2 separate regions of the Homo sapiens genome follow, and region 2 is linked to region 1. The links are chromatin loops, found by intact Hi-C in ENCODE. Cell type or tissue: heart left ventricle. All regions are shown on one strand. Each heading gives the region's core, and the rest is flanking DNA. Links, peaks and the distances in the headings are about the cores only.

Region 1 (5,379 bases), core at 117-5,116:
TCTCAAACTCCTGACCTCGTGATCCACCCACCTCGGCCTCCCAAAGTGCTGGGCTTACAGGCGTGTGAGCCACTGCCCCTGGCCTCAATATATCTTTTGGAGTGATGAGACTATTCAGGAATTAGACAGCAGAGATGATTGCAGAACTTTGGGAATATGCTAAAAACCCTTGAATTAGATACTCGAACAGGGCAAATTTTACGGTGTGTGAATTACCTCTCAATTTTTTTCAAAAAAGTATGCGCTGCAAGTCACTTCTGAGAGTGGGTTTCAATTCTTCTCAACTGACCCTGCTGCTGTCTCTATAAAATAGTGAGTCAAAAGAACATTCAGGTTCTTAAAGCACAGTACCTGAGCAAGACCCAAGCAAGGAATCTTTATGTCCTGATGGCCAGGGTGGGCAGGCCAGGAACGCCCTTCCCGCCAATAGGATGCAGGTCCCAGACAGCAGACAGGGTCTCTCCCATTTGCATGAACTGCCCTGTACACTCACCGCCCAGGTTAGGTCTAGCCATGCATCCTCCAAACAACTCAAAAATGTCTGCTTTTAGTTTGCAATTTTGAGCAAATATGTGCTGAATCTCCAGTGGGTGGATTTGATCGTCTGTGGTTTCAGAGCATTTCTGAGCTTTTGGTTCCTAAACTATGAGCTTGACCTCATGAGGACTGGGATCCTCTCCCAGAACTCCCTCCACATCACTTTCCAGCAATTTGTTTCAGTTGGCCTTTCATTTATCTGATATCATAGAAGTGACAGACAGGGCATATCACAGCCGGAAGGAACTTACAGATTGATCAGTCCAACCTCCCCAACTCCAGCCTCCTATGATCCCCATTTAATGGATGAGGTTCAGAGAGAGGAAAGAGCCTCCCTACATCACCCGACAAATAAGTGAGGAAACTAAAATTAAATTTCTGTGTCCCAGTCCCCAAAGCACATGTGGTTTTTACATTCAATTATTTCTGTTGCAATATTGGCCTTAATACTGGCTTCCATTTCCAGTTAAATAATCTCTACACTGTGAACACCAAATGGACTGGCACAAGACCAGCACCAAGGCAAGGGTCTTAACCCTTTCAGGATGCTCCTGACAATATTACAATTGGAAAGCCATGCTCAGGCCAGACCCCTTGGGCCGGCACTTTCTCCAACTTACCTATGATTAAGTAAACTTAGCCTTGTTCACAGCAGCAGATGGAATAAGTAGAAGGAACCCAACTATTTGCAGAGCAAATTCTGTGGTCTCATAGAATATTATGCTGGAAAGGAAGCATCTCTCCTCACTATCAGTGCAGCAATTTATTCTATGATGTGAGATGTGCTTTCATTCATTCATTCAATCAACAAACACTTCCTAAACATCTACAATGTGCCTGGCCCTGTGCTGGACACTGGGACATGGAAATAAGTGAAGCATAAAACTTGCCTTCAAAGAGCTTCCAGCCTATTGGGAGATGTTCCTCTAATGACCAGCCCTGGCTGAGGGGAAGATGAGAGGCAGAGAGTTTATACAAAGCACGATGGAGACACAGGAGAGTCCATGATTCTGGTTTGGGGGTCAGGGAAGGCTTCACGGTGTTGATGACACACCATAAGCCAGATCTTGAATGTTTTCAGTGGCTGAGGAAAAGGGAAAGCTTTTTAGAGAAAAGGAACAACAGCACAGAACATGGAAGTGCATGGCACATTTGGAAAAGAGAGGAGACCAGAGTTTCTGGAACAAGGTGCCTGGAGCTATGCTACCTTGGTCCGTTCCCATTTGCATCTCCATCAGTAAAATACGGGGTTTTTTTGGAATGACGCCAGGGACTGTGCATTATCCCCTTTGGAATTTACAGCATCTGGCACAGTGCCCAGCACCTAGTCAGAGCTCAGCAAATTTTCTCTAAGTGAATGAATTTTCTCTAAGAGTTAACATGTACTAAGCATTGAGTACAGCCGGCCCTCCATATTGCAGGTTCTGCATCTGTGAATTCAACCAACTGTGGATTGAAAATATTATTCAGGGGGAAAAATGGATGGTGTCTTCTGTACTGAACATGTACAGACTCTTTTCCTTGTCATTATTTCCTAAACAATACAGTATAACAACTATTTACATAGCATTTACATTGTGTTTGCTATTATAAGCAATCTAGAGATGATTTAAAGTATCTGGGGGTTGTGCACATGTTCTATGCAAATATTACACCATTTTATACCAGGGACTTAAGCATCCTTAAATTTTGGTATCCTTGGAGGGGCCCTGGAACCAATGCCCCATGGATACTGAGGGACAAAGGTATATAGCGGACATTGTACTGAGTGCTTCACACATATCAAATAATGTAAAGCTCACAAACATCTTATGAATTTGGTATTATTAGTAATATTAATATCCCCCTCTAACAGATGAGATGGCAAAGACAGAGAGGTATAAAATAATTTGTCCAAAATCATACAACTAGGAAGAAGCCAATCTGGTCTTTAAGGCCAGATCTCTGCCGGGCTGCGAATGTACTCCCCTCCGTGTGCTGAATTTCTACCTTCCTACTATTCCGTAAGCTTCCTGGTGGCAGGGACAACATCTGTTTCTAGTCCCTGGAGTTCACTCTCATAAACACTTCTCTGTCACTGTAGTAGAGATGAACAATGGGAGAGGGGCAGCAGGGGGCCAGATGGTGAAGGGTCTTGACCACCAGCCTCAGGATTCTGAACTCAGTCTTAGAGATGACAGAACCTTTAGCATAAGCCACGAAATCTCTCAGGAGGTATGTGCCCAGCATCTTCTCAATCTTAGCACAGAAAGGAGCCTCTCAGTGGACTTTGAAGCTAGGACAGACTTGCTGGGAAGGGGAAAATTGTAACCCAAAGCTCCCTGTGCTCTGCGTCAAGATGGACACAGCCAGATATCAGGGAAGTGGTGAGTAGGGCAAAAGCCCCAATGGGTTAAGGCTTTCTCTGTGTGATAGTCTTAGACATCCGGCTCTTTTCTGCTCTAAATTTGGAACAACTAGATAGCCACTTCCTCCTAATCAAGATAAGCCCAGGGCCGAGGATCCATGCAATTGTGCTAGGTCATTTAATTGCCTTCCTCTTGGAAACCTTGAGCCAGTCATAGGGAAATTCTCTGACCGAGGCGAAGAATAAAGGTCAATGCCTTGTGGCATCCTGATGCCTTTTACAGACCCTGGAGCCACAGGAGAAATCAATTCCAGTCAAAGGAGTTGTGAAACTTTTTTTTTTAAGTGGAGCCAGTATTTTAAGATTTTCCAAGTCATGGAAAAATATACACTAAGAGCATGAAAACAACGCAAAGTGTCTCATGAAATCTAATCCTCATTGTTGTCCAGACAAAGCCAGGCCAATTTAATAAGGAGGTATGTTCTTTAACCTACCATAAAATGATCTATTATGAAGTATTAGTGGGAAAAATACTATTACAAGTTATTCCCATTTTTCCTAGCTGCTCACAATTTTGTTATAAACTATGCTTTCCTTTTCAAAGCTTTTTTTTTTCTGACTACAAAAGCAACACATATTCATTGTGGGCATTTTGGCAAATAAAGGGAACAAGAAATAAGTAAAATCACTGCAACCCACTATTAACAAGTGTGATTTGGGTTTTTTTCCCCCAAAATTAAGATTATACTGTATATAGAGTTTTAAATTGTTTTCACTTAGTATTTATCAATAGCATAATCCTATATGCCCAATATTCTTTGAATATGTTATTTTTATCAATTATATCAGATTTCTCAGTGTGGATGTGCCGTAATTAAGCTAGTCACCATCCTGTGGACACTTAGGTTGATTCCAGTTTTATGAGTGTAAAAATGAATGTGAGGAATGTCCTTATACAAATATCTTTGTTCTAATTTTTAAGAGTTTCCTTAGGAAGTGGAATTACTAAACAATGGGATATGAAAACTTAAGCTTCATGATGTATTGTCAAATTGTCTTACATTCATTCAACAAATTTTAATTGAATGCCCAAGTGCCAGGCATGGTTCTGGGCACTGGAGATCCAGGGGTGAACACAGAGACAAACTCTCTGCCCCAAAGGGCCATATTCAAATGGTGGTACTAACTTATTTTCCTACCAGCTGTGTATCAGAATGCCTGGGTTCTGATCTCCTCACCAGCATGATGACCTTTTAACAACGATAAATCTTGGGCTGGGAGCAGTGACTCACGCCAACAACTCAGGAGGCTGAGGCAGGAGCATTACTTGAAGCCAGGTGATAATGGTTTGGCTCTGTGTCCCCCACCAAATCTCATCTCGACTTGTAATCCTCACGTGTCAGAGGAGGGGCCTGGTGGGAGATGATTGGATCATGGGGGCAGTTTCCCCCATGATGTTCTCATGAGAGTGAGTGAGTTCTCATGAGAAATGATGGTTTTAAAGTGCGTCACCTCCCCCACTTGTTCTCTCTCTGTCTCTCTCTTCTGCCACTATGTAAAATATACCTTGCTTTCCCTTCACCTTCTGCCATGATTGTAAGTTTCCTGAGGCCTCCCTAGCCATGCAGAACTGTGAGTCAATTAAAACTCTTCTCTTTATAAATTACTCACCCTCAGGTAGTTATTTACAGCAGTGTGAAAACAGACTAATATGCCAGGAGTCCAAGACCAGCCTGGGAAACATAGGTAGACCCTGTCTCTAAAAAAATAAATAAATAAATAAATAAATAAAAATTACCTGGGCATGGTTGTATACACCTGTAGTCCCAGCTATTGGAAAATAAAGAGAAAGAGAAATAAGTAAAAGGCACTGCAAGCACCATGTCAGATATTGGTTATGAGATGCTTCTGGAGCTCCAGGGAATGTGGCCTCCCTGGTAAGGTGGCTCCCAGAGGAGACAGCTGTGAGCACCAGCAACCGACACTGCCACAGCTGGTGATAGAGAAGTCAGGCAGAGGGGACCCTGGCAGGGCATGTGTATCTTACCACATGTCAGAGGGACTGGAAGGCCAGAGGGGTAGGAGGAGCATGGGGAGGGATGGGGAGGGCAGTTTTGCAGTTAGCAGAGGTGTATGCGGCTTCAGCGTGGAAAATGGATGGGGGAGAGGGTAGAGATAAACCGCAGGGGTCCAGGAAAGATCAAGTAATTTTAGGGTATGGCAAACACACAACCCCTTACTTTGGCAAGTCACCATGACCATTCTTAGCAGATCAGAAGGTCTGAGAAATTCTACAATATGAAAACTCGTCTAACCTTGTTCAAATCCACATTTCCCGGGAAATAACAGAGGAAGAGAAGAACAGAAATGGCATCATGACAGTCTAAAGGATTAACTCCAGGTAAGAGAAAAAGGCCTGGACGCTGCCGGTCCAGACTTGCAGAGAAGCGGGAGTATTGAAAACATATTCAGGAATTAAAAACGACAGGGTTTAA
Region 2 (5,379 bases), core at 204-5,203, 57 kb before region 1:
ACAACTACCACCACAATCCAGTTTTAGAACACTCCCCAAAAAGTTTCCTCATGCCCCTTTGCAGTCAATCTCTGCTTCTGTTTTCTGTCTCTGTGGTTCTGCCTTTACAGAAATCTCATATATAGGGACTCTTACAATGTATTGCTTTTTAATGTCTGGCTTCTTTTACTTAGCTTAATGGTATTAAGGTTTATCCATGTTGTTGTAGCATTGATCAATACTTCATTCCTTTTTATTGCTGAGTAGTATTCCATTAAATGGATACACCTCATTTGTTTATCTATTCACCAGCTAATGGTGAATTTAACTTTATTTCCAGTTTTGGTCATTATAAATAATGCTGCTATGAACATACATATGAGTTTTTGGGTGGCCATATGCTTTCCTTTCCCTTAAGTAGATACTTAGGAGTGGAAGTTCTAGATTGTAGGGTAAGTATATATTTAACATTTTAAGAAACTGCCAAATCGTTGGGAACATGTATTTCCGCTCATAACAGCCCACTTACAAACATGCTTTCAGAAGCCACCCCACTTAAGCATACAGCATAGTGGTTACAAGTACAGATTCTGGAGTCAGACCCTCTGGGCTCAAATTGTGCTTATATTACTGAAGGCTACATGCCCTTGGGCAAAAGACTGTGCCTCAGTTTCCTCATCTGTAAAAGGGGATAAGACATGGGGTTGTTGTGATGATTGACTGAGCTCATTCATGGCAGGGCACTTAAAACACTGCTGGTTCATAGTGCTATGAAGTCTTGGCAATTGTTTTTTATAGCCAGTTGGGCAGTGGTCCTATGGAAGGAACAGCACCAGCCCAGAAGTTCACAGACGTGAGAGGGCTATTATGGATCTACCCAGTTACAGTCATGCGGCCTTGAGGAAGTCACATCCCCTCTGTAAGACAGAGCCCAATTTACTTCTCAGCACTGCTGGGTGGTGATTCCAGGGACGTGGTGAAGGTGACATTGTGCTTTGAAGACTGCACAATGCCATGCAATGGACTCATGTTACAATTGTGACATTCAGATTGTGGGGCTCATTGGAGACCATGGAACCCCTAAAGCCTTCTCCATCCGTGAAGCTCTTCTAACTACACACTAGGATGGTTAAGAGCAAGGACTCTGGAGTCAGACTGTCTGGTTCAAATCCCACCCCAGCCACTTAGAAGTCTTGTGACTTTGGACCTCTGTTTCTTCATCTGAAAAACAGAGATAGTAACTGTTCTCAGTCCTCACCTCCTGGAGTGGTTGTAAGGATTGGATGAATGAAATATGAACATGTTCACACCTCCACCTGGATATACAAAGTGTTTTATAAGTATTAGGGATATTAAATTGCATTACAAATGCAGTTTGCAGGAGGATAGTTTACATTTTTAGGAATCGTTTCACATCCCCAAAGGGGCACTGAAAACCCATCAGTTGCAAATGGCCCTCCTTAGACCGTTCTCAGCTCCTGAAGGTTTGCTGGCCCTCCCTTTTTACATTATAAATGGGAATAGGGCTTCCTTTGTGTTAGAAACAACAGCCCTGACACTGAGGGATCCCAGAGACACACACAGGAGGAGAAAGAAACACCAAAGTTCCTATCCCCAGATCCATCTTCCTTTTGGGAAACTGGAAGTTGCAGCAAAGTTCACAAAAGACCATGGAACCCAAAGTTGGCCTCTGCCACTGAGTTGGCAGGGCCCTATATCATATGCAAAATTGCAACTTTCTGACATGAGCCATGGGGCTGAGAAGCTAAAACTATACTCCAGCTGCCCTTTGATCTGCAATAAATGCCAGGCTGGACACTCTGGCAGGAAAAGCTATCATCGGATTTGGGTCTTGTTGCCCAGGAGACAATGGGCTGTCTTGGGCTTCTTCAGGCAAACAAAGAGTTAACCAAGGCCACCTTCTCAATCCCGTTTCCTTTGGGCCGACTAGAGGTTGTTTCCTAGACTTTCTGTTCCCTTATTCAATTGAAGATGTGTACTAATCCCCCAAATTCAAAGGGGAGGGGGTCAGAAGCTATAGAAAGCATGGCTCTTCTGCAAAACTGCATGGAGAAAGAGCTGAGCAAGGGCAAGAGCCTACAGACCTGGATTCAAGTCCTGGCTTTTGGACTGGCCACTTTCTAAGCTTCTCTCAACCTCAATGTTATAAAAATACCTGCATTGCGATGGGATTAATAGAAGCCCAAACCTCAGCACCGTGCAATATACCCTTGTAAAAAACCACACATGACCACTCCCTGAATCTAAAATAAAAATAAAAATACTTGCATTGCTTTCCAACACATAGTTACTGCAAGAATCAAGCAGTAATTTCTATCACTTATTTTGTGCCTAGTATATACTGGAATCATGGGAAGCACATTATTTCTAATTTCTCTAATATTCACAACATTTCTAGGAAGGTAAAATGGTCTAATTAATCGCCTTTTTCAGATGGGGAAACTGAGGCACAGAGCGATGAAATCCATTGCCCAAGATCACTCAGCCAGCCACAGTTCAAACCCAGGCAGTCTGACCTTAACCGAGGCCCATTTTAACTTAGGTCTACTTTAACTTATATCTTACTATTCAGCCAACCGCCTGAGTTCTGCTGGAGAAACTGAGGCCCGGGGAACGGAAGGGATCAGATCTCTGGCTTCCAGGCCACAGCTCTTTCCACCACCGGTGGAGCCACTGCCCATGATAGACGTGACCGCTTAGGTAACTCAGAGCTGGGTTAAGCAACCGAGCAATTCAGTTCCGTTATTTCTTGAGCAGCAAAAGCCCCAGATGTCCCTCCCGGTGTTCATGCTTCGCACCTGTGTGCGGAGAGGCACCAGACCTGCCCTTACCAGAAGCCAGCCAGCACGCACAACCTAAGCTGCTGGCGCTGGGTGCGCTGAGGCTGTTGGCGCTGGCGCTGGCGCTGTTTCTGAAGTCCCTCTCTGCCTAAGATTGGAGGCTCCGCACCCAGCTCAGACATCTCGGGTGCCCAGACAACGCTCCAACCGCCCCAGCTGCCCAGGGATCCCATTCACAGCTATAACCCCTGCACTGCCAGGAGGTAGCCGCCCGCGGGACCGCCAGTGCGCACTGAGTGGCAAGACTCCCTTTTATGTCCAGGAATGAGGCACGCATCGCAGCCGCGTCCGCCGCCAAAACCGACTTCCCCCACGGGCGCGGAGGCAGCCGGTGCCACCCTCCGACCGGGTTGCTTACCTGTCGCACCGCGGGTCTGGGTGACAGCAGGGAGGGGCGTGGAGACCGAGAGCAGCATCAGCAGACACCAGCACTGCCCGTTGTTCCTCCTGCAAGATGTGCCCGAGGGAGAAAAGGTGAGGCGGGCAAGAGTATTGGAGGGGCCCGGGACGCGAGGAAGCAGAGAAGCGGGTCTTACCTTGGTGCCATCTCGCGGGTCTGCGGAGCCCCGGAAGGCGCGCGGCTAGTCGAGCAGAGCGTTGGAGCTTAGCGGAGGACGAAGGGTCGCTGAGCGCTGGCCGCCGCGCTCGCCCTTCCTGCAGGGAACAAAGGCGGCGCTCGGCAGCGGCGGCGGCGGGCAGAATCCCGGCTCCCGGCCCGCGCCCCGAGTCACCCGCGCTCTGAAACCCGACTCCGCCGCGCCCTGCGCTCCCCCGCGCGCTGCGCACTCACGCCCGGGGGATACCGGCCGCCCCGGCCGCCTCCCCACGCCCCTTTCCCCCTCGACGGACGTGCGCTCGCCTCTGCTGCCTCCACCCGCGGCTGCCTTATGTAACCTGCGAGGAAAGCCCCGCGCCCGCGTTCGTTGGGGCAAGCGGGATGGGCTCCCTCCCGCCCTTAAGTCTGTCCTGTCGGGGCTGACCCGCAAGAAAGCACTCTTTCACAGCCGCTGAGGGAATCCTCTCCACAGCCCAGGAAGGCTGGAATCAGTGATTTCCTTATATGATGGACAAGGAGACTGAGGCTCAGAGAGGTGGAGCGTATGTCCCAAAGTCCCAAGCTGCACTGAGCTCCTAGATGCTGTGACCCACCCTGCACGCCTGACACATGGACCGACTTGAATGCCCAGGAGTGGACCTGCCTGGGGGCCATAAGGGATACATACAACTAAATGCAGCAGAGATAATCCTAATAAAAGTTTTTAATGTACTGGATTCCAGGGCTTTCCTCCCTATGTATACCTTGCCTGCCCCCTTCATCAGAATGTAAGCTCCAGGAGGGCTTATCTGTGCTTTGTTCCCTGCCTAAAACAGCTCAGGTAGTAGGAGATGCCAATAAACGCTGGATGAATGAAGGAGCACAGTCTTGGGTGAGGCATCACACCAGGCCCTGTGATGAGATGTGGGGGTCATGAACCAGGCTCTGCCTCCGAAAGCCCTCAGTGGGAGTGAGGCGGTTCAGGGCAGACTAACCCATCTGTGCAGAGCTTATCGCAGGGCACTGGGTAAACCCTCAATGGTCGCTTTTTATTAAGATTACCACCCGGCACATAGTGTGAGATCTTGGAGTGAGAAGAGGCACCGCTGAAGTTGGCTGAGACCTGGACAGCTCTGAAGCCAGGTAAACACTAGAAACCTCTCTTCCTGAAGCACCAAGTAGCCACAGTGGGCCGTGGCTCTGTGGTCAGTTCCTGTGTTTGATTCAGTTCCACTCTAGAGGATGGGTCACCTCTTGCCAAGTGAGTTAGCCTTGCAGAGGAGATGGCATGGGAATGGATATAAGCAACTAATGCTTACTTGGTGTGGATTATGTCCCAAGCCCTCTGCTAAATGCTTTAGCTGTGTTATCTCATTTAATACCCACAACAGCCATGGAAAGGTGATACTGTCATGATCCCCATTTCATAGATAAGAAAGCTGAGGTTCAAAACATTCCAAGGCTAATGAATGGCAGATGCAACACCCATGCTCCTCCCCACTCAGCCATGCTGCCTGCCAGTAAGCAAGAAGATTAGACTCACTCTCCACCCTCAAGAGCAAAATCGCAGTGGAGACACAGAGCACTCGGATATGAAAGGGTTCATGCCAGCCTGGGCGGTGAGGGCTCAGAGGAGGGATGGTTGGCCTGGAGATCAGGAGTCTGGGTTCCAGTCCAATGCTGGCCCTGGCTGCAGGGTGAAGTTGGGCAAATCTTGCCCTTGGTCTGATTTTTTATTTCTCCACCTGGATAATGGACACAACTACCTTGAATTGAATGGTGGCTGTGAGTCCCTTGATGGGACCACCTACTGGTACACCACAGTGCTCTCTGTCCATTGGATTTTGGCTTCTATTATTAGAGGTTGTGGATATTCTCATCGGGGCTGCGGCCTGTGGAGGGGGACAACTGGCAAGACAGAGGGGGGACCCTAGATCAACCTCTTAAGGGATTGAGGCTCCAGTAGCCAAAGCAGCTCGAGAACCAGGTTGGCCTCATGTGGAG

The links. Hi-C counts contacts between places; a loop is a spot of excess contacts. Peaks named below come from ENCODE experiments on the same cell type or tissue, not always from the same donor. Only the 100,000 strongest peaks of a DNase experiment are listed, where the experiment ranks them.
Region 2: it touches region 1 in a loop (2.3-fold over the local background); 5 of 110 quality-filtered maps call a loop at or near these places.

Annotation. Positions count from the first base shown.
Region 1 is chr9:98,884,584-98,889,962 of GRCh38, reverse strand. No RefSeq gene overlaps it. Among named protein-coding and RNA genes, the nearest start is that of ADIPINT, 24 kb to the left of the region's middle. In heart left ventricle, for the core only: no CTCF peak of the experiment used is centred there; no DNase peak of the experiment used is centred there; H3K27ac peaks cover 3,951 bases.
Region 2 is chr9:98,942,070-98,947,448 of GRCh38, reverse strand. COL15A1 (collagen type XV alpha 1 chain) reads right to left here and starts at 3,542. Exons shown (of 42, transcript NM_001855.5): 1 at 3,377-3,542; 2 at 3,199-3,287. The coding sequence starts at 3,387. COL15A1-AS1 (COL15A1 antisense RNA 1) reads left to right here and starts at 2,797. Exons shown (of 1, transcript NR_198999.1): 1 at 2,797-5,379. In heart left ventricle, for the core only: no CTCF peak of the experiment used is centred there; DNase peaks (open chromatin) are centred at 3,249 and 3,618; H3K4me3 peaks cover 4,720 bases; H3K27ac peaks cover 4,667 bases.